Linked DNA regions of Homo sapiens: region 2 is linked to region 1. The links are chromatin loops, found by intact Hi-C in ENCODE. Cell type or tissue: IMR-90. All regions are shown on one strand. Each heading gives the region's core, and the rest is flanking DNA. Links, peaks and the distances in the headings are about the cores only. Region 1 has its middle 7.7 kb from the start of NFKBIA. Region 2 has its middle 6.0 kb from the start of FAM177A1.

Region 1 (10,437 bases), core at 1,680-9,679:
CTTGATGACTTGTCCCTACAGTGGAGATTTCCAAGGAGGTACCTATTGTTTTCCTGCGACTCTGGGAAACAGTTTTGAATAATGTGATCCAACAGGTTTTCTCCCCATCATCTATAGCGCTATATGGTTTAAGTCAACAAACATTACAACGTGGGTGAAAAAGAATATACACTTGGAAATTAGAACCATGAGCAGACTGGGCAGAAGACAACAAGAGGGTCTGGTTTTGATTTAGAAAGACCTTTATGGGCCAGGAGTTGTGGCTCACTGCTGTAATTTCAGCACTTTGGGTTGCTGAGGCAGGAGGATTGCTTGCCACCCAGGAGTTGGAGACCAGCCTGGGCAACAAGGCTAAACTCTTGTCTCTACAAAAAATATAATTAGCAGAGTGTGGTGGCAGGTGCCTGTAGTCCCAGCTACTCCAGAGGCAGAAGTGGGAGAATTGCTTGAGCCTGGGAGGTGGAGTTTGTAGTGAGCCATGATGGCACAACTGCACTCCAGCTTGAGCAACAGACTGAGACCCTGTCTCAAAAAGAAAAAAAAGAAAAAGAAAGACCTTTATGGACCCTTCAGCACTCAGATTTTTCTCCTCCTCATTGTCAAACATTCTAGCTAACATAACCGTTAAAAAAAATGTTAAAACTGTAGGCTGTGCGCAGTGGCTCACGCCTATAATCTCAGCACTTTGGGAGGCTGAGGCAGGTGGATCATGAGGTCAGGAGTTCGAGACCAGCCTGGCCAACATGATGAAACCCCGTCTCTACTAAAGATACAAAAAATTAGTCGGGTGTGGTGGTGCAGATGCTGCTTAGGAGGCTGAGGCAGGAGAATCACTTGAACCGAGGAGGCAGAGGTTGCAGTGAGCCGAGATCGCGCCATTGCACGCCAGCCTGGGCAACAGGGTGAGACTCTGTCTCAAAAAACAAAACAAAACAAAACAAAATACTTTAGATAACTGATTTTTAATGTTATTTGGCCTTTTTAATGCATAAGGCAAAATAATAAGTTACACCTCAAAGCTGCTTTGTATTTTGGCCCAGGACGCAGCCGTAGGAAATGACAGGACGGCCAGTGATGCTCCAGGAGCACCCCCATGGGAAAAGGAGCATCGCCAGGGCCTGGTTTGGCTGCAGGCACTTCAGGCACTCCTCCTGCATGGAACAAGCACAGTATGGACAAAACCTATTGCCTGAAGTGCCATGGAGAGAGTCTACAAGTTCAGCCAGGTGGTCCAAAATCCTCAGGGCAGGGTGGCCTGTGTCAACTGGCCTGGCCAATTAAAACTAAATTGTTTTGGCTACAGCAAATTCAACTCTGGAATCAGGCTACCTATTGCTCAGTGCAGCTAGGCTGGAAGAAAGACGAGCCATGACAGAGTTCCTGAAGAGCAAGGCAGGTGCACTCCCAACTGGCAGCCCCACTGTGAAATTCTAAATATTCTGCTTTCAGTCTCAGGTTGTCTTCTTTCTTGCTATCGTGGTAGCAACTGTCTGCATCCTCTTCAGAACAGGGAGCCCCCAAGCTATGGATCTTTTCCCATAGAAAAACAAGGCTGGGGGCGGTGGCTCCGACCTATAATCCCAGCACTTTGGGAGGCTGAGGCGAGCTGATCACCTGAGGTCAGGAGTTCAAGACCAGCCCGGCCAACATGGTGAAACCCCATCTCTACTCAAAATACAAAAATTAGCCAGGCGTGATGGCACATGCCTGTAATCCCAGCTACTCGGGAGGCTGAGGCAGGAGAATCACTTGACCCTGGGAGGTGAAGGTTGCAGTGAGCTGAGATCGTGCCATTGCACTCCTGCCTGGGCAGCAGAGAGAGACTCTGTCTCAATTAAAAAAAAAAAAAAGGAAAAACAGCTGTCAGAACCTTCATTTGTAGTGAAGTGAAAATAAGACCGTCAAATCCTTAATGTGTTTCCTTTGCTACAAATTCTGCAATTTAATGGAGATCAAAGCTTTAAAGGATCTCAAACTCAAAATACTTACGCATAGGGAGCAGGCAGATTTCACAGATGAGTGAAACAGACCATTTGAGTCTGAAAGGAGTGGGATCTCCAACAGCTTAGGTCAGGGTGTGTACTTCCCTCATACTTAGCTCAGACAACTTTTGGCATGTAGCACCTTCAGTTCAGTAGTGACCTTCTATTGTTAAAGAAATAAAAAAAATTGGCCCAGCTCCGTGGCTCATGCCTGCAATCCCAACACTTTGAGAGGGTGAGGCAGGAGGATCACTTGCGTTTAGGAGTTTGAGACCAGCCTGGGCAACATAGTGAGACCCCATCGCTATAAAAATAAAAATAAAAAAATTAACCAGGTGTGGTGGCATACACCTGTAGTCGCACCTACTTGGGAGACTGAGGTGGGAGGATTGCTCGAACCTGGGACGTTGAGGCTACAGTGGGCCATGACTGTGTCACTGAGCTCCAGCCTCAGCAAAAGAGTGAGACCTTGCCTCAAACAAACATAAAAACATTATGAAAACTAAACACAATGCATTTCTGCATCTATTGGCTAAACAGAGCCTATAAGCTCTGAGTTTACAACCTCTTTTTCAGCCAAGGTATGATGTTTTAATTGTGCTTTGCAAGAGGCACAACCTTCTGCTCTTGGCATCATGGGTTCTCTGCTCCTGTGTAACAGGAGACTGGGACAGTGTGTCCATCCATGATGCGCAGGGCTGCTCCTGCCAGGCAGGGTTAGGATTAGGGGCTCTAACCTCTGAAAAGTGAATTTTTCCTCCCTCAAACCAAGTATTTATTTGTTTTGTTTGTTTGTTTTTGAGACAAACCAAGAGTTTTGCTCTTGTTGCCCAGGCTGGAGTGCAATGATGTGATCTTGGCTCACTGCAACCTCTGCCTCCCGGGTTCAAGTGATTCTCCTGCCTCAGCCTCCTGAGTAGCTGGGATTGCAGGCACCCGCCACCATGCCCGGCTCATTTTTTGTATTTTGGGTAGAGACAGGGTTTCACTATGTTGGCTAGGCTGGTCTCAAACTCCTGACCTCAGGTGATCTACCCGCCTTGGCCTCCCAAAGTGCTGGGATTACAGGTGTGAGCAACCATGCCCGGCCTGTTTGTGTTTTTGAGACAAGGTCTTGCTGTGTCACCTAGGCTGGAGTGCTGTGGCATGATCACAGCTCGCTGTAGCCTTAATCTCTTGGGCTCAAGCAATTCTCCCACCTCAGTCTCCCATGCAGTGGGACCACAGGCACATGCCACTGTGCCTGGCTAATTTTTTTTGAGACGGAATTTCATTCTTGTCACCCAGGCTGGAGTGCAATGGTGCAATCTTGGCTCACTGCAACCTCTGCCTACCAGGTTCAGACGATTCTCCTGCCTCAGCCCCCTAAGTAGCAGGGATTACAGGAGCCTGCCACCATGCCCAGCTAATTTTTTGTATTTTTAGTAGAGACAGGGTTTCACTGTGTTGACCAGGCTGGTCTCGAACTGTTTACCTCAAGTGATCTGCCTGCCTCGGCCTCCCAAAGTGCTGGGATTACAGGCATGAGCCACCACACCCGGCTGTGCCTGGCTAATTTTTTAATTTTTTGTAGAGATGGGTCTCCCTGTGTTGCCCAGGCTGGTTTTGAGCTCCTGGGTCCGAGCGATCCGCCCATCTTCACTTTCAAAAGTGCTGGGATTACAGGTGTGAGCCACTGCACCCTGCCCCAAAGCAATTTTTAAATGCTACAGTGTAAAATAAGCATAATAAGTCCAACAAAGTTCTGATTTTTCTCACAATGACTACTTACGTTGTTTTAAGCAATCAGATGACTTCACTAAACATCTCCTGAGGTGTGCCTGCTCTGCTGGTGCCCTAACTGCATGCCCATCTGGCTCTTGGGTAACCTGCTGCGAGGGAAGGAGGAGGCCTGCACGTGTCACCCGTGGCCAAAATTACTGGCTCTCCCTTTTCGTGGCTTGTTGGCAGTAACCAAGTAATATTTATAGGTGTGTAGCATTGTTCATGGTCTGTTGTGTTCAGGGAGAAGTTGTTGGATCAGGAAGGTGGTAAAGGCTTAAGGCAGTTTCCCCTGCATGCCGCTGTATTTGCTATTTTGTCTTGGGTGTAAATTCATTCTGAGTTTAGTCAGGGTATGAGGATACTTAGCACTAGGGAACTTCCACACAAGAGCCTGGTACTTGGCAGGGGATGAGACATAAATGATATGAGGCCCTTGTTCTTTGGCACTGAAATTAGGTGAGGAGCTCATGATCCTTCTCAGAGGGGGCCTAAGCTGTATCCACCAACGGAAACCACATGGAGAGGTAGATCCTTTCCCCCCTACGGTCTAAGGTCTTGGGAATCATTTAGGAAAAAGGAAAACAGAATCAGAGCTGCTAAGAGATAGATTCATATTACAGAGTAAGGATTTAGGAAGCTTGTTCCTGAGCCCTTTCTTGTAAGTGCTAAAATAATGCCTTTCTCAGACTTCCTTTTAGAGCCTCTATTATCTGGAGTAAAACACCGGAGTGCTTGGATGAGTATTAGAAATTGAGATTTGTCTCTGAGGCTATTAGTGGGGAACGGTACCACAAAAATATAGTTTCTGAAAGTTTTTCTTAGGTTGATTTTTTTTTTTTTTTTTTTTTGAGACAGGATCTCACCCTGTCACCCACGATGGCGTGCAGTAGCACGATTATTGCTCACTGAAGTCTTGACCTTCTGGGCCCAAGCAATCTTCCTGCCTTAGCCTCCCATGCAGCTGGGATTACAGACATGTGCTACCACACCTGGCTAATTTTTGTATTTTTAGTAGACATGGGGTTTCGCCATGTTCCTGGCCTCCAACTCCTGATCTCAGGTGATCCACCTGCCTCAGCTTCCCAAAGTGCTGGGATTATAGGCGTAAGCCACCACACCTAGCCTGGCCAGGTTTGTTTGTTTATTTATTTATTTATTTTGACACAGAGTCTCGCTCTGCTCCCCAGGCTAGAGTGCAGTGGTGTGATCTTGGCTCACTGCAACCTCCGCTTCCTGGGTTCCAGTGATTCTCATGTCTCAGCCTCCCTAGTAACTGGGACTACAGGCGCCTATCACCACGTCTAGCTTATTTTTGTATTATTTGTAGAGATGGGGGGTTTTGCCATGTTGGTCTTGAACTCCTGACCTCAAGTGATCCATCCACCTTGGCCTCCCAAAATCTGGGATTACAGGCGTGAGCCACCGTGCTCAGCCTATTTTTTTCTTTTCTTTTCTTTTTTTTTTTTTTTTTTTTTTTTTTTTTGAGATGTTGTCTCACTCTGTTGCCAAGCTGGAGTGCAGTGGCGTGATCTCGGCTCACTGCCATCTCCGCCTCCCAGGTTCAAGTGGCTCTCCTACTTCAGCCTCCTGAGTAGCTGGGATTACAGGCACGCACCATCATTCCCGGCTAATTTTTGTATTTTTAGTAGGGACAAGGTTTCACAAGGTTGGCCAGGATGGTCTCGATCTCCTGACTTCGTGATCTGCCTGCCTCAGCCTCTCAGAGTGTTGGGATTACAGGTGTGAGCCACGGTTGCTCGGCCTATTTTTAACCACTGAAAGCAAATGAGAAACAGAGTGAGAAGGATCACAAATAGAAGCCATGAGCAGAAAAAAAGGGAGAAATTGGCCTGGAACATTTTTTCTTTGTTACCAGGTGTCAGCTGTCAGAGTCCAGTCCCATGACTGTGACACAATCCATTTGGATAAGCCACTTAGCTTGGCTTAGGAATATTCATCATTTCTTATATCCCAGGGCTGTTCATAGGCTAACGTGTAGTGATTATTTGGCCAAAAACACTGATATTTTCAGAAAGTGAAGCAGATTAATGCATCACCAAATCTTTAAATGCTAATATTTGAAAATTGGGCCAGTTTGGAGGAGTGTGAGAAAAGAGGGAATGGGGTGCCCCTGTACTCATTGATTGAAACTCAAGAAGCTAGGTGGAAATGGGTGAGGTTGACAGCACAGGTATGGGTTTTGCTAGAAATCTAAATGAACATCATGAATAGAGAGTAGGGAAGCACACAGATAACCCAGTCTCGATGTTGGCTCTTCCGCCTTTAGGGATCAGGTTCATCTCCAGGTTGCCAGGGCATCAGGAAAGCACCTCGCTGGATTTCAGGGCAGGAGGAGGGGAGTCACAGGGTAAAGGGAAGAGGCTACACACAGAGCAGGAGCAGGGGCTATGGGAGTTAGGGAGGGAGCCGAGGGGGAATTTTCCCTTCACAAATGGCAGGGCAGAACACCAACATGAGGAACACAGTATATGCATGGTGCTGTCTGCAGTGACATCTTCTGGCCATTTGTGGAAGAAGTTTTCTCTGAGGCATCACCGATTCTTGAGAAGAGGAATTTAGGAATGTTGAGTTGAGGAGGTACACCGAGACTGGATATGAAGTTGTGATTGTGGTACATCACTTAACACAGTCCCAAAGGAAAGACCCCCACTTTATCTGTGAGTGTTAGTTTTCCTTCAGTGCCTGTTGCCAGTCAGCTCAGTGCATCCTGCTATTGACACGATACCCGGACCATCCTCTTCCTTCCATCTTCACTGTCCCCACGGTAGTGCGGGCTGAGTTGTACCATGGTAGCTTCTTGGTACTTTTTGTTATTGTTGTTGTTTTGAGATGGAGTCTTGCTCTGTTGCCCAGGCTGGAGTGCAATGGTGTGATCTCGGCTCACTGCAACCTCTGCCTCCCAGGTTCAAGTGATTCTCCTGCCTCAGCCTCACCAGTAGCTGGGATTACAGGCACCTGCCACCACACTCAGCTAATTTTTGTATTTTTAGTAGAGACGCAGTTTCACCATGTTGGCCAGACTGGTCTCGAACTCCTGAACTCAGGCAACCCACCCTCCTTGGCCTCCCAAAGTGCTGGGATTACAGGCGCAAGCCTGGCAAAAATGAATTATTTTTAAAGTTGAAACAGAATACCTTCCTGTGATTAAAAAAAACCAAGCAGTCTAAAAATATTACAATTATACAATTAAATCTCTCTTTTGTTTCTTTTTCTTTTTTTTTTTTTTTTTGACTTGTTGCCCAGGCTGGAGTGCAATGGCGCGATCTCGGCTCACTGCAACCTCCGCCTCCTGGGTTCAAGCAATTCTCCTGCTTCAGCCTCCCAAGTAGCTGGGATTACAGGCATGTGCCACCACGCCTGGCTAATTTTTGTATTTTTAGTAGAGACGGGGTTTTACCATGTTGGTCAGCCTGGTCTCAAGCTCCTGACCTCAGGTGATCCACTCACCTCGGCCTCCCAAAGTGCTGGAATTACAGGCATGAGCCACCGTGCCCAGCCTAAATCTCTTTTCACTGAGGCTTCTAATATGCATTTTCATTATATCATTTCCTGTAACAGAGCCTCTGTTGACCTTCCATGGGCTGCAGGAAACGGTCTGAATTCCTCAGCTGCATTTAAAGTCCTCCAGAGTCAGACTCTACCCTGCCCAGCCACTCCTCATCACCATTTCCCCCGAGCACCAACACTGTGCCAGCTGCTCTGGCCTTCATGCAGGCCTCTCCCTGCCTGTCCTAGGACCACCTTCTTTCAGCTTCCTTGCCAGGACCCACCCTTTCCAAAACTCCTTTTCTGTCTTCCTCTTCTTGGAGCCCTCTGCCCTCTTCTAAATCCTGCTAGCTTTTACAGCTTGCCTTGAATATTGGGCCACATATTGTCTTATACTGCTTAGTTATTGCTTGTGTCCCTAGTTAAACACAGAATAGTGTTGGGTGGGGCAGGGGCTGCTGGGTGGGGAGGAGACATTCATTTCTTCTGTGTCTCTCTTACCCTGGGCTTCCCTTGCCATTGATTCAGGCATGAGTATCCCCTTTGCTTCATACCTGTCATAATTTTTCTTGGACCCTCCTCCTCTGTTAATACCTCACTTTGCATGCAATCGATTTCATTCTTTTCTATCTAGAAATTATCTCAAGAGGCCATCGGGTCCAGCTTCTGCTTTCAGGCAAGTAAAGTGTTACCATTCCCATTTTACAAAGGATGCAGACACTCTGAAATAAAGGCTATTAGGAGGATGGGGGCACATCAGAGCCACCATATCCCATCCTATCCTAGAGGAATTGAATGTGAGTAGAAGTGAACAGATTATAAATAGACCTAGATAGTGTCCTCCTTCTCTTCTTTTCTTTTCTGTTGCCTGAGAGTAACCTCTGGGGTGGAGCCCAGGGTAGAGGAGGAAGGCTCCTTTTCAAACCTTCAGTTAAGGAGTTAAGGAGATAGGTGATGTCCTGGAGGCTTGCTTAGTCCAGTTCCCCAGGGCAAGATATCTAACAGGAAATTGGGGCAGAAGCTCTAGTTTAGAGGAATAGATGAGCATTTGCCTGGAGTATTCCCCATGTTAGAAATGTACTGGGGACATAGAATGGTGGGAAGGAAGCAGAATGAGAATGAGTGTTGTTGGTTGAAAGGCCATCTGACAAAGTGATGCATACTTAGACCTCTCATTGAGGACTGCAAGGCTAACGGCCCATGGACATATGACTGGCTGGCCCAGGTAGGGGTGTGGTGGCCAAGGCCCACCTGCTGCCCTTCTGGGGTGCTCTTTAATGGCTTTCAGAAGCAGAGGTATTTGCAACACCAAAATTTCATAAGCTCAAGAGCTTGACCCAGTTTAACAGAGTATACATAAACCAATAATATTTAAAATGAAAAGCCCATTGGTGTACAGAGAATGATGTATGCTTTGCAGTCTGACTAAGGCAACATCTGGAACAACTGATTTCCCAGGAAAGTTTCCCTTGAAGAGGAAACCCTAGGCAGTTTAGATCCGGGTAGACTTCACATCTTGGACTTTGGGCACAGAGAACTTCATTCAAATACTATTACATATGAACATATACTAAATTGTTTTATAAAAGTGGTACAGGAGGCTATTTGACGTATTGAGCCTCAGGGCATCACTGCAGCTTTCTGTTGTTAAAGGCCTTAACCTTCTCACTTTGTCTTTTCACTAGCAAGATTGAGTCTATCGATTTGTCAGGCCAGCTCAGTGACAAGACTGGAAATTAACTTAGAGGTATATGGGAGGGTTGTTGTCTGCAGGGTGTTGAACTGAGGCTAAAAATAGGTGGGGATTCCTGGGGCAGCCTCCTTCGTGGTCACAGGCACCACAAAAGGAAAACTCAGCAGGGAAATTTGCTTTCGAGCCCTGCCCACAAGGGAGGGTAAAAGCCCCCACCTCTGTTGCTCCCCACAGGAAAAGCTCAGGGTGACAGTGAGTTTGGTGCTTTCAAAATGTCAGGGCTCTCACAGACAGGCTGTCACCCCTTCCCGCCCCCAGACTTCTGATCAGAGGCTTTCCCTCTGGGTAAATTCACTTTCTTAGTTCAAGCTCAAATGTCTGTCCCTGACTGCCTGTAGCTATGTTTTGTCGCAGGCCTGATTAAGATAAAGGGAATGTGAAATATTGACACAACAGGGTTAATATGGGGGAGAAAAAAAACTCTAAAGAAGCAAAGCACTGTAGGTAGGGAAAGCAAAACCCATTAATCTGTCAAGCATTTATGAAGCTCTTTTTTTTTTTTTTTTGGTGCCTGGCACTATGCTGTGATATGGAGCATAATAAAAATAAATTTTTATTTATAAAATAAAAATAAATATGGCTCCTGCTCTCAAGGCGCTTCTAGGCTGGTGAGAAGACCAGCAGGTAAATGAGTAATTCTAGTAGGGAGTGATCAGAGATGTGGCCGAGGCCTGAACAAAGTGGCCTGGGAGCATGAGGCGAGGGAAGCCACACCACACTGAGAGGGATGGTCCAGGGCAGCTATTGAAAGACAAGTCAGAGTCAGGAGTGGGAAGAAGGATGTGCAGGCAGAGGGTTAAGCCTGTGGTGGGGCTGGGAGGTGTGAAAGCAGCTTCACAGGGCTTGCTGTGTGGTAGCGGGATATGAGTAGGCAGGAAAGACACAGCACACAGTCATGTGACCGAGCCGAGAAGCTGGGCCTGCACCCTGAAAGCTGTGGTGGATTACTGATCAGGTGTATGCTTTAGAAGACAGTGTGGCAAATAAACTGGAGTAGGTTAGGCATGAGGCTGGTGGCCAGTTAAAGACAGTGACTGGAGGCCAGGTGCAGTGGCTCATGCCTGTAATCCCAGCACTTTGGGAGGCTGAGGCAGGTGGATCACCTGAGGTCAGGAGTTTGAGACTAGCCTGGCCAACATGGTGAAACCCCGTCTCTGCTAAAAATACAAAAATTAGCTGAATGCAGTGGCGCATGCCTGTAATCCCAGCCACTCGGGAGGCTGAGGCAGGAGAATCACTTGAACCCGGGAGGTGGAGGTTGCAGTGAGCCGAGATATCACACGACTGCACTCCTGCACTCCAGCCTGGGCGACAGAGCAAGACTCTGTAAAAATAAAAACAACAACAACAACAAAAAAAAAAAAACAAAGACAGTGACTGGAAAGTGAGATGGCTACAGAGAAATCTAAGAACAAGGATTTTGAGGTCTGA
Region 2 (10,437 bases), core at 799-8,798, 370 kb before region 1:
TAGATACAGTGGGGGTACAGGCGGCAAGAGAGAATGAGAACCAAACAAAAGGGGTTTCCCCTTAAAAAACCATCAGTTCTCATGAGACTCATTCACTACTATGAGAACAGTATGGGGGAAACCGCCTCCATGATTCATTTATGTACCACCAGGTCCACGGCCAAACCATATCATTCTGCCCCTGGTCCCTCCCAAATATCATGTCCTCACATTTCAAACCCAATCATGCCTTCCCAACAGTCCCCCACAGTCTTAACTCATTTCAGCATTAACTCAAAAGTCCACAGTCCAAAGTCTCATCTGGGATTACAGGCATGAGCCACCGCACCTGGCAGCTCCTCATTACTTACGCAAATTTCTGCAGCCAGCTTGAATTTCTCCTCAGAAAATGGGTTTTTCTTTTCTATCACATAGGCTGCAAATTTTCTGAACTTTTGTTCTGTTTCCCTTTTAAAATGGAATACTATTAACAGCACCCAAGTCACCTCTTGAATGGTTTGCTGCTTAGAAATTTCTTCCTCCAGAGGCTGGGTGCAGTGGCTCATGCCTGTAATCCCAGCACTTTGGGAGGCTGAGGCTGGCAGATCACAAGGTCAAGAGATCGAGACCATCCTGGCCAACATGGTGAAACCCCATCTCTACTAAAAATACAAAAATTAGCTGGGCATGGTGGCATGCGCCTGTAGTCCCAGCTATTTGGGAGGCTGAGGCAGGAGAATTGCTTGAACCCGGGAGGTGGAGGTTGCAGTGAGCTGAGATCATGCCACTGCACTCCAACTTGGGTAACAGAGCGAGACTCCATCACAAAAAAAAAGAAATTTCTTCTGCCAGATACCCTAAATCATCTCCCTCAAGTTCAAAGTTCCACAAATCTCCAGGGCAGAGGCAAAATGCTGCCAGTCTTTCTGCTAAAAGATAGCAAGAGTCACCTTTACTCCAGTTCCCAACAAATTCCTCATCTCCATCTGAGACCACCTCAGCCTGGATTTCATTGTCTATGTCATTATCAGCATTTTGGTCAAAGCCATTTAACAAATCTCTAGGAAGTTCCAAACTTACCTACATTTTCCTGTCTTATTCTGAGCCCTCCAAACTGTTCCAACCTCTGCCTGTTACCCAGTTCCAAAGTTGCTTACACATTTTTGGGTATCTTTACAGCAACACCCCACTCTACCAGTACCAATTTACTGTATTAGTCTGTTTTCATGCTGCTGATAAAGACATACCCAAGACTGGGTAATTTATAATGAAAAGGTTTAACTGACTTACAGTTCCATGTGGCTGGGGAGGCCTCACAATTATGGTGGAAGGCAAAAGGCACATCTTACATGGCGGTAGACAGGAGAAAATAAGAACCAAGCAAAAGGGGTTTCCCCTTATAAAACCATCGGCTCTCATGAGACTTATTTGCTACCATGAGAACAGTGTGGGGTAAACTGCCCCCATGATTCAGTTACCTCCCACCAGGTCACTCCCACAACACGTGGGAATTATGGGAGCTACAATTCAAGATGAGATTTGGGTGGGGACACAGCCAAACCAAATACCAAAATTAAATCCTTTAATAATTTGAACACATTTCCATTTGTTTTTCACTAGTGTTAAAATTGACTCCATTTTTTTTATATACTCCCAACTTAGACCACTAGCTAGCTCTAATACTGTACAACATTGAATTCTTCCTGAATTTTATTATAATGTTAAATATATGTAACCATAAAACTAGGTGTAGCTTCCCTAAGCTTACAGTACTCATGTAATTACAAGACAACAACAGATTGAGAAATTAAATATCACAAACTACAAAATGAAGAAAGGGGAAATTAATGATTTTTTATTTATTAATTTTTTTCTTTTGAGACAGGGTCTTTGCTCTGTCACCCAGGGTGGAGTGCAGTGGTGCAGTCATGGCTCACTGCAACCTTGACCTGGGCTTAGGCAATCCTCCCACCTCAGTCTCCTGAGTAGTTGGGACTATCAGAGTGTGCCACAACACTCAGCTAATTTTTTATTTTATTTCATTTATTTTTTGAGAGGGAGTTTTACTCTGTCACCCAGGTTGGAGTGCAGAGACATGATGTCAGCTCATTGCAACCTCCACCTCCTGGGTTCAAGCAATTCTCCTGCCTCAGCTTCCCAAGTCTGGGACCACAGGCATGTGCCCAGCTAATTTTTGTATTTTTAGTAGACATGGGTGATTCACGCCTGTAATCCCAGCACTTTGGGAGGCTGAAGCGGGCAGATTACTGAGGTCAGGAGATCAAGACCAGCCTGGCCAACACAGTGAAACCCTGTCTCTACTAAAAATACAAAAATTAGCCAGGTGTGGTGGCATGCGCCTGTAGTCCCAGGTACTTGGGAGGCTGAGGCAGGAGAATTGCTTGAACCTGGAAAGTGGAGGTTGTGGTGAGCCAAGACTGTGCCACTGCACTCCAGCCTGGGGGACACAGTGAGACTCTGTCTCAAAAAAAATAAAAAAATAAAAATAAAAAGAGAGATGGGTTTTCACCATGTTGGCCAGGCTGGTCTCAAACTCCTGACCTCAAGTGATCCACCTGCCTCGGCCTCCCAGAATGCTAGGATTACAGGCGTGACCCACTGTGCCCAGCCAATTTTTAAATTTTTTGTGGAGACAAGGTCTCACTGTGTTACCCAGGCTGGTCTTGAACTCCCGGGCTCAAGTGATCCTCCTGCCTTGGCCTCCCAGAAGTGCTGGCATTACAGGCGTAAGCTACGCTGCCCAGACAGAAATTAATGATTTAAATGTGATAGATGTCAGTGTTCTGAAAGTATCATATTTAATGGTATATAAGATACAAAGGTATGTATATGCCCAGTGCGTCACAATTTTCTGGAGAAATTTTTTAGAAAAAATTAAATTCTTTTTATCATGTAATGTGTGTTATATAAACCATTATTTTGTTAAAGTAAATACAGTATGTTACAATGTGAGAGTAAGTCCTAAGTTCTAATATGCAGTAATAATGTACTAATATTATTAGTAATGTGAAATATAGTACCACATAACTAAAAAGAAATATAATGTTATACATGAATACTGATAAACAGGTGGCAACAAAACCAGGAAATTTGCTGGAGCTAAAGCCCCATAATATGCATATTAATGTAACAGTAAAATTAATATGTTAGTATTTTAGTGAATTTAGGAAATCTAAACAGCAAATCATAATATAAAATAAATTTGAATGAATTTATTTTACAGGTAGCTCTGGTACATATACACATACAAGCAAATATTTCAGTAAAAAATGGAACAAAGTATTGAAAATTAAAATGTGAAGGAATTTCAACTTGATGCTTATGTAGAGTAAAATATTTTAGTATTTGAATACAGAGAGCAGCCAGAGAATTTGAATGAGGTCTAACAAAAACAACCATGTCAGTGAGAATCATGGTTAAATAACAATATAATTACTGATCCTCCTCAAGACTTACGAATAGAGCGCCGCCCGGGAGGCAGCGGCTGGAGGAGCGGACGGGCCCCGCGGGGCCCGAGGGCAAGGAGCAGCCGCCTGCCTTGGCCTCCCAAAGTGCCGAGATTGCAGCCTCTGCCCGGCCGCCACCCCGTCTGGGAAGTGAGGAGTGTCTCTGCCTGGCCGCCCATCGTCTGGGATGTGAGGAGCCCCTCTGCCTGGCTGCCCAGTCTGGAAAGTGAGGAGCGTCTCCGCCCGGCCGCCATCCCATCTAGGAAGTGAGGAGCGCCTCTTCCCAGCCGCCATCACATCTAGGAAGTGAGGAGCGTCTCTGCCCGGCCGCCCATCGTCTGAGATGTGGGGAGCGCCTCTGCCCCGCCGCCCCATCTGGGATGTGAGGAGCGCCTCTGCCCGGCCGAGACCCCGTCTGGGAGGTGAGGAGCGTCTCTGCCCGGCCGCCCCGTCTGAGAAGTGAGGAGACCCTCTGCCTGGCAACCGCCCCGTCTGAGAAGTGAGGAGCCTCTCCGCCCGGCAGCCACCCCGTCTGGGAAGTGAGGAGCGTCTCTGCCGGGCAGCCACCCCGTCCGGGAGGGAGGTGGGGGGGGTCAGCCCCCCACCTGGCCAGCCGCCCCATCCGGGAGGGAGGTGGGGGGTCAGCCCCCCCGCCCGGCCAGCCGTGCCGTCCGGGAGGGAGGTGGGGGGGTCAGCCCCCCGCCTGGCCAGCCGTGCCGTCCGGGAGGGAGGTGGGGGGGTCAGCCCCCCGCCCGGCTAGCCGCCCCGTCCGGGAGGTGAGGGGCACCTCTGCCCGGCCGCCCCTACTGGGAAGTGAGGAGCCCCTCTGCCCGGCCAGCCGCCCCGTCCGGGAGGGAGGTGGGGGGGGTCAGCCCCCCGCCCGGCCAGCCGCCCCGTCCGGGAGGGAGGTGGGGGGGTCGGCCCCCCGCCCGGCCAGCCGCCCCGTCCGGGAGGGAGGTGGGGGGGGGTCAGCCCCCCCGCCCAGCCAGCCGCCCTGTCCGGGAGGTGAGGGGCGCCTCTGCCCGGCCGCCCCTACTGGGAAGTGAGGAGCCCCTCTGCCCGGCCAGCCGCCCCGTCCGGGAGGGAGGTGGGGGGGTCGGCCCCCCGCCCGGCCAGCCGCCCCGTCCGGGAGGGAGGTGGGGGGGGGTCGGCCCCCCTGCCTGGCCAGCCGCCCCGTCCGGGAGGTGAGGGGCGCCTCTGCCCGGCCGCCCCTACTGGGAAGTGAGGAGCCCCTCTGCCCGGCCACCACCCCGTCTGGGAGGTGTGCCCAACAGCTCATTGAGAACGGGCCAGGATGACAATGGCGGCTTTGTGGAATAGAAAGGCGGGAAAGGTGGGGAAAAGATTGAGAAATCGGATGGTTGCCGTGTCTGTGTAGAAAGAAGTAGACATGGGAGACTTTTCATTTTGTTCTGCACTAAGAAAAATTCCTCTGCCTTGGGATCCTGTTGATCTGTGACCTTACCCCCAACCCTGTGCTCTCTGAAACATGTGCTGTGTCCACTCAGGGTTAAATGGATTAAGGGCGGTGCAAGATGTGCTTTGTTAAACAGATGCTTGAAGGCAGCATGCTCGTTAAGAGTCATCACCAATCCCTAATCTCAAGTAATCAGGGACACAAACACTGCGGAAGGCCGCAGGGTCCTCTGCCTAGGAAAACCAGAGACCTTTGTTCACTTGTTTATCTGCTGACCTTCCCTCCACTATTGTCCCATGACCCTGCCAAATCCCCCTCTGTGAGAAACACCCAAGAATTATCAATTAAAAAATAAATTTAAAAAAAAAATACAAAAAAAAAAAAAAAAAAAAAGACTTACGAATAGTTATTGATAAATGAATAGCTATTGGTAAAGCCAAGTAAATGATCATATTCAAAACCAGAAGGCCATCATCACAGCTCAAGTCTACATGATTTGATCTCTTTATCATTGTCATTCTTTGGATTCACTAGATTAGTCATCATCCTCAAAATTCTGCCCCAAGTTCTAATTACGTTCCAAACATTTAGGGGTTACATGAAGCTTGAACCTACTACCTTCTTTGCTTTTGAGCCATGAGTTGTAGGAATGATGAGTTTACACCTTACATGCTGGGGATTAATTTAAACTTTACCTCTAAGTCAGTTGGGTAGCCTTTGGCTTATTTTTGTAGCTAATTTTGTAGTTAATGGATGCACTGTGAATCTTGCTATGATAGTTTTCCTCCACACTTTGCCACTAGGGGTAGGTAGGTACTCAGTTTTCAGTAATTGCTTACCTAAGACCCTAAGCCCTATTTCTCTTGTACTGGCCTTTATCTGTAATATGGGCATATTTAATACAATATAATTTTTGGAGTTTTTTTGTTTGTTTGTTTGTTTGTTTTTTTGAGACGGAGTCTTGCTCTGTCGCCCAGGCTGGAGTGCAGTGGTGCCATCTCGGCTCACTGCAAGCTCCACCTCCCGAGTTCACGCCATTTTCCTGCCTCAGCCTCCCGAGTAGCTGGGACTACAGGCGCCCGCCACCATGCCCGGCTAATTTTTTGTATTTTTGGTAGAGACGGGGTTTCACCGTGTTAGCCAGAATGGTCTCGATCTCCTGACTTCGTGATCCACCCGCCTCGGCCTCCCAAAGTTCTGGGATTACAGGTGTGAGCCACCGCACCTGGCCAATTTTTGGAGTCTTTTAAAGTAAAAATATGTCTTGTAAGCTGGTAACTATGGTACATTTCCTTTTATTAATGTGGTGCTGACGGTCATATAGGTTCTTTTGAGTTTGGCATGCATATGCTACTTTTTGCAGTCCTTTCATTACATTTTTCTCTCTTCATTTGAAGAGCATGTTATATCTTTTAGCTTCACTTGGCTTAAAAGGTTCTCTCATTAGCCTAACACAGTGCATTGTTGGTACCACTTGGATCATAAGTGGAAAAACAGTCAAGAAATTGCACAGTAATACTTGTTTGTAAGAGGGATGATTCAGGTGAATCTGACACTAAGAAACTCCCCTACCTGAGGTCTGAGATTCCTCTGACATTGCTGTATATAGGCTTTTCCTTTGCAGCCTGTGACTGCGGACTATTTTTCTTAAGCAAGATATGCTAAAGTTTTGTGAGCCTTTTTCCAGAGAGAGGTCTCATATCTGCATCAAGTGAGAACATATAATGTCTGCATGTTTCCATATTTCAGGAATGTTTGCTTGTGTTTTATGCTTTTATATAGACAGGGAAACTTGTTCCTCAGTGACCCAAAAGAGGTGGGAATTGTTATTGGATATCATCATTGGCCCACGCTTTCTGACCTTGGGAAATCAATTAAGGGGTTCATAATCTCAATTCTGTCAGAATTGGTACAAGAAATAGCTGCATGTTTCTTGACATTCCACTTGGTAGGAAATAAGAATGTGAAACTCTTCAGTTGGTGTGTGTCCCTTGTTTTTTTGCAATTTCCTTCTTACTGTGTTAAAAAAAAGTATGATCTTGCTCTGAGAGGTGAGGCATTCTTAATCATGATCTTTAAAGATCAATAATATAATCCTTTCAAGGATTATGTCTTTATTATAATAAAGATAATTTGTCTTTAACAGAATCAATAATATAATCCCTTAAAGGATTATATCTTTGCTGGGCGCAGTGGCTCACACCTGTAATCCCAGCACTTTGGGTGGCCAAGGTGGAAGGATCACCAGGTCAGGAGTTCGAGACCAGTCTGGCCAACATAGTGAAACCCCATCTCTATTAAAAGTACAAAAAATAAGCTGGGTGTGGTGGTGTGCGCCTGTAATCCCAGCTACTCGGGAAGCTGAGGCAGGAGAATCACGTGAAGCCGGGAGGTGGAGGTTGCATTGAGCCAAGATCGTGCCATTGCACTCCAGCTCAGGTGACAGTGCAAGACTCTGTCTAAAAAAAAAAAGGATTATATCTTTATATTTGTTATAGATTCTTATCAGAAGACACTCAGGGTTCTACAGATTTTAGATGAAGATGCACAGCTCTCCAACATTAAAATTACTGAGTCTAGCATAGTGTGCAAAGAAAGCTAGTTATTTTATGCCTAATACCATACAGAAAATTCTAGGCCGGGCATGGTGGCTCACACCCGTAATTCCAGCACTTTGGAAGGCTGAGGCGGGTGGATCACTTGAGGCCAGGAGTTTGAGACCAGCCTGGCCAACATAGTGAAACCCCTTTCTGGGAAAATACAAAAATTAGCTGGGTGTGGTGATGTGTGCCTGTAGTCCCAGCTTGGGACCCGAGGTGGGAGGATGACTTGAGCCTAGGAGATCGAGGCTGCAGTAAACCAAGAGCACGCCACTGCAATCCAGCCTGGCTGACAGAGTGAGACTGTCTCAAAAAAAAAAAAAAGAAAATTTTGGTGATTGGATATCACTGGTATATTCTCACCACACACACACACACACACACAGACACACACACACACAAAATGACCAAATTTTAATTAACAAAACAAAACCTTACATAACATCAAATCTAAAAATTCACTTGGTATTTTCATCTGCTTCTTACATATAGAGCTTTAAAGCTTACTAAAAGACTTTTAAAAAGAAACATACTTTACTCATTTCCATCCCAATCTTTCCAAACAACATACTCACCTTTGGTGTGGAAATTTCTTGCCTTGCTAACACTTACTGGCCTAGTATTTTTTGACATTTTCATTCTCAGTGGGGCGGAATGGCTAAGTGTGTAGGTGGTGGAATCAGAATGCCTGGGTTTTAATCCCAGCTCTGCTGCTTACCAGCTGCGTCACTGGAGCAAGTTGCTTAACTTCTCTTTGTTTCCTCATCTATAACATGTTGGTAGTTACAGTAATACTTCAGAATTGTTGTGAGGAATAAGAGTTAATACAAAGAAAGCAAAGTACCTGGCATATTGTGCTCCATAAGTGAAACCACTACCATGATTTTAATAACTTATTCAGCCTGGGCAACATGGCAAAACCTCATCTCTACAAAAAATATAAAAATTAGCCAGGTGTGATGGTACACGCCAGCTACTCAGGAGGCTGAGGTGGGAGGATCGTCTGAGTCTGCAGTGAGCCATAATTGTGCCACTGCACTCCAGCCTGGGTGATACAGTAAGGCCCTGTCTCAAAAAAAAAAAAAAAATTTCTTTATGCTTAGACTGAACCTAAAATGCATTTTTATTTTTATCATCTTTTTTTCTTGTGCATTATTTTTGATGAAAATATATTGTCCTGTTTGATGGATAACTTAAAAAATTCTCTATCAAAGTATATATATGTAGCTATGTTAAAACCCTAAGAATGTCTTGTTTATTTGATGAACATTCCTGGTTATCAAATTTTATTCAGATTTATTTTCCCAGCCTTACGCAGAAATGGTTCAATCCAAATTTACCTTTTTAGCTCTATATGTATCATTAAATGATAAATTTAGACCACATTATGTTTTCAAGTAGATAAATTATCATAATACTTGAATTTATTTTTGTCATAGTGCTACGATACAATTTATGTTACAAAGTGAAAGAAGGAAAAATTTGGCACATTGCCTTGGTGCCTACTTTTGGTTGAGCTATAACAGTTTGGAAATAATGACAAAAATATAAATGTCCAAAATAAAACCATTAGAATTTCTATGCTTTTATGTTGCTTTGAGTTGTTGATTTGTTTTGTTTTTGTTTTTTTGAGACGGAGTCTCGCTCTGTCGCCCAGGCTGGAGTGCAGTGGCGCGGTCTCGGCTCACTGCAAGCTCCGCCTCCCGGGTTCACGCCATTCTCCTGCCCCAGCCTCCCGAGTAGCTGGGACTACAGGCGCCCGCCACCACGCCCGGCTAATTTTTTGTATTTTATAGTAGAGACGGGGTTTCACCGTGTTAGCCAGGATGGTCTCGATCTCCTGACCTCGTGATCCACCCGCCTCCGCCTCCCAAAGTGCTGGGATTACAGGCGTGAGCCACCGTGCCCAGCCCGAGTTGTTGATTTGTAATAAACTGCTCTTCAATTGGATATTTGTGTTAAAAATAACTTTTTAGGAAATACTTCCAGTTCACGTTAGAATGTAACTTGTACTTTGAATTTTCAGTAAACTAAGAAATACACATGTAAACTGTGAAAATATATTCTGCTTCGGCAATGAAAATTGTAATTTGAGGCCAGGCGTGGTGGCTCACGCCTGTAATCCCAGCACTTTGGGAGGCTGAGGTGGGTGGATCATCTGAGGTCGGAAGTTCGATACTAGCCTGGCCAACATGGTGAAACCCCGTCTCTACTAACAATACAAAAATTAGCCGGGCGTGGTAGTGCACAACTGTAATCCCAGCTACTTGGCAGGCTGAGGTGGGGGAATCGCTTGAACCCGGGAGGCGGATGTTGCAGTGCGCCAAGATTGCGCCATTGCACTCCAGCGTGGGTGAGACCCCATCTCAAAAAAAAAAAAAAAGAAAAAAAAGAAAAAGAAAATTGTAATTTGATATTTAATTGCCACTTTGGAAAATAAAATCATGCATTTATAAATATCCCACAAAGTTTTAGTAATAAAGATTGTTGATTGCCCTGCTTGCCAGTAAGAAGGAAGAGATTTTGAATACATATAATGCAGAACTGTGTTGTTTATGAATGCCAATTCATGAAGTCTTAACAATTGGTTCTTTATTTTTGTTTTCAATTTATGGCCGAGTTTGGTTTTGCTGTTTTGGACTGTCTCAACTCCCTGCTGATGCCACCATACAGAGTCAGATCAGGTACTAACTTGTTTACTTCAGCAGCAACCTAACTTGATTTTATTACCAGGATAGAGAGCAATATGGATTTCCAACTAGTTTTTAAGGCGTAGATGGTTTTCAAATGATTATTTGTTTTTTAAAGTTTTTGGTTTTGTTTTTAGGTTCCAGTTATACATAGAATAGGAAGTGTACAATAACATTAGGCAGAGGGTAAGGAGAAGAACTTTGGCACAGAAGAGAAAGGAATATTTAATATTTGGGCCTGCTGTTGCTATGATGAAAAACATTTACAAGGTCATACAACTTTA

The links. Hi-C counts contacts between places; a loop is a spot of excess contacts. Peaks named below come from ENCODE experiments on the same cell type or tissue, not always from the same donor. Only the 100,000 strongest peaks of a DNase experiment are listed, where the experiment ranks them.
Region 2: it touches region 1 in a loop (5-fold over the local background); 47 of 110 quality-filtered maps call a loop at or near these places.

The regions. Positions count from the first base shown.
Region 1 is chr14:35,407,185-35,417,621 of GRCh38, forward strand. No RefSeq gene overlaps it. Among named protein-coding and RNA genes, the nearest start is that of NFKBIA, 7.7 kb to the left of the region's middle. RefSeq lists an enhancer at 4-63. In IMR-90, for the core only: a CTCF peak has its summit at 6,257 (motif pointing left); a DNase peak (open chromatin) is centred at 6,237; H3K27ac peaks cover 183 bases.
Region 2 is chr14:35,035,048-35,045,484 of GRCh38, forward strand. It overlaps a transcript of FAM177A1 not described here. Among named protein-coding and RNA genes, the nearest start is that of FAM177A1, 6.0 kb to the right of the region's middle. In IMR-90, for the core only: a CTCF peak has its summit at 5,641 (motif pointing right); no DNase peak of the experiment used is centred there.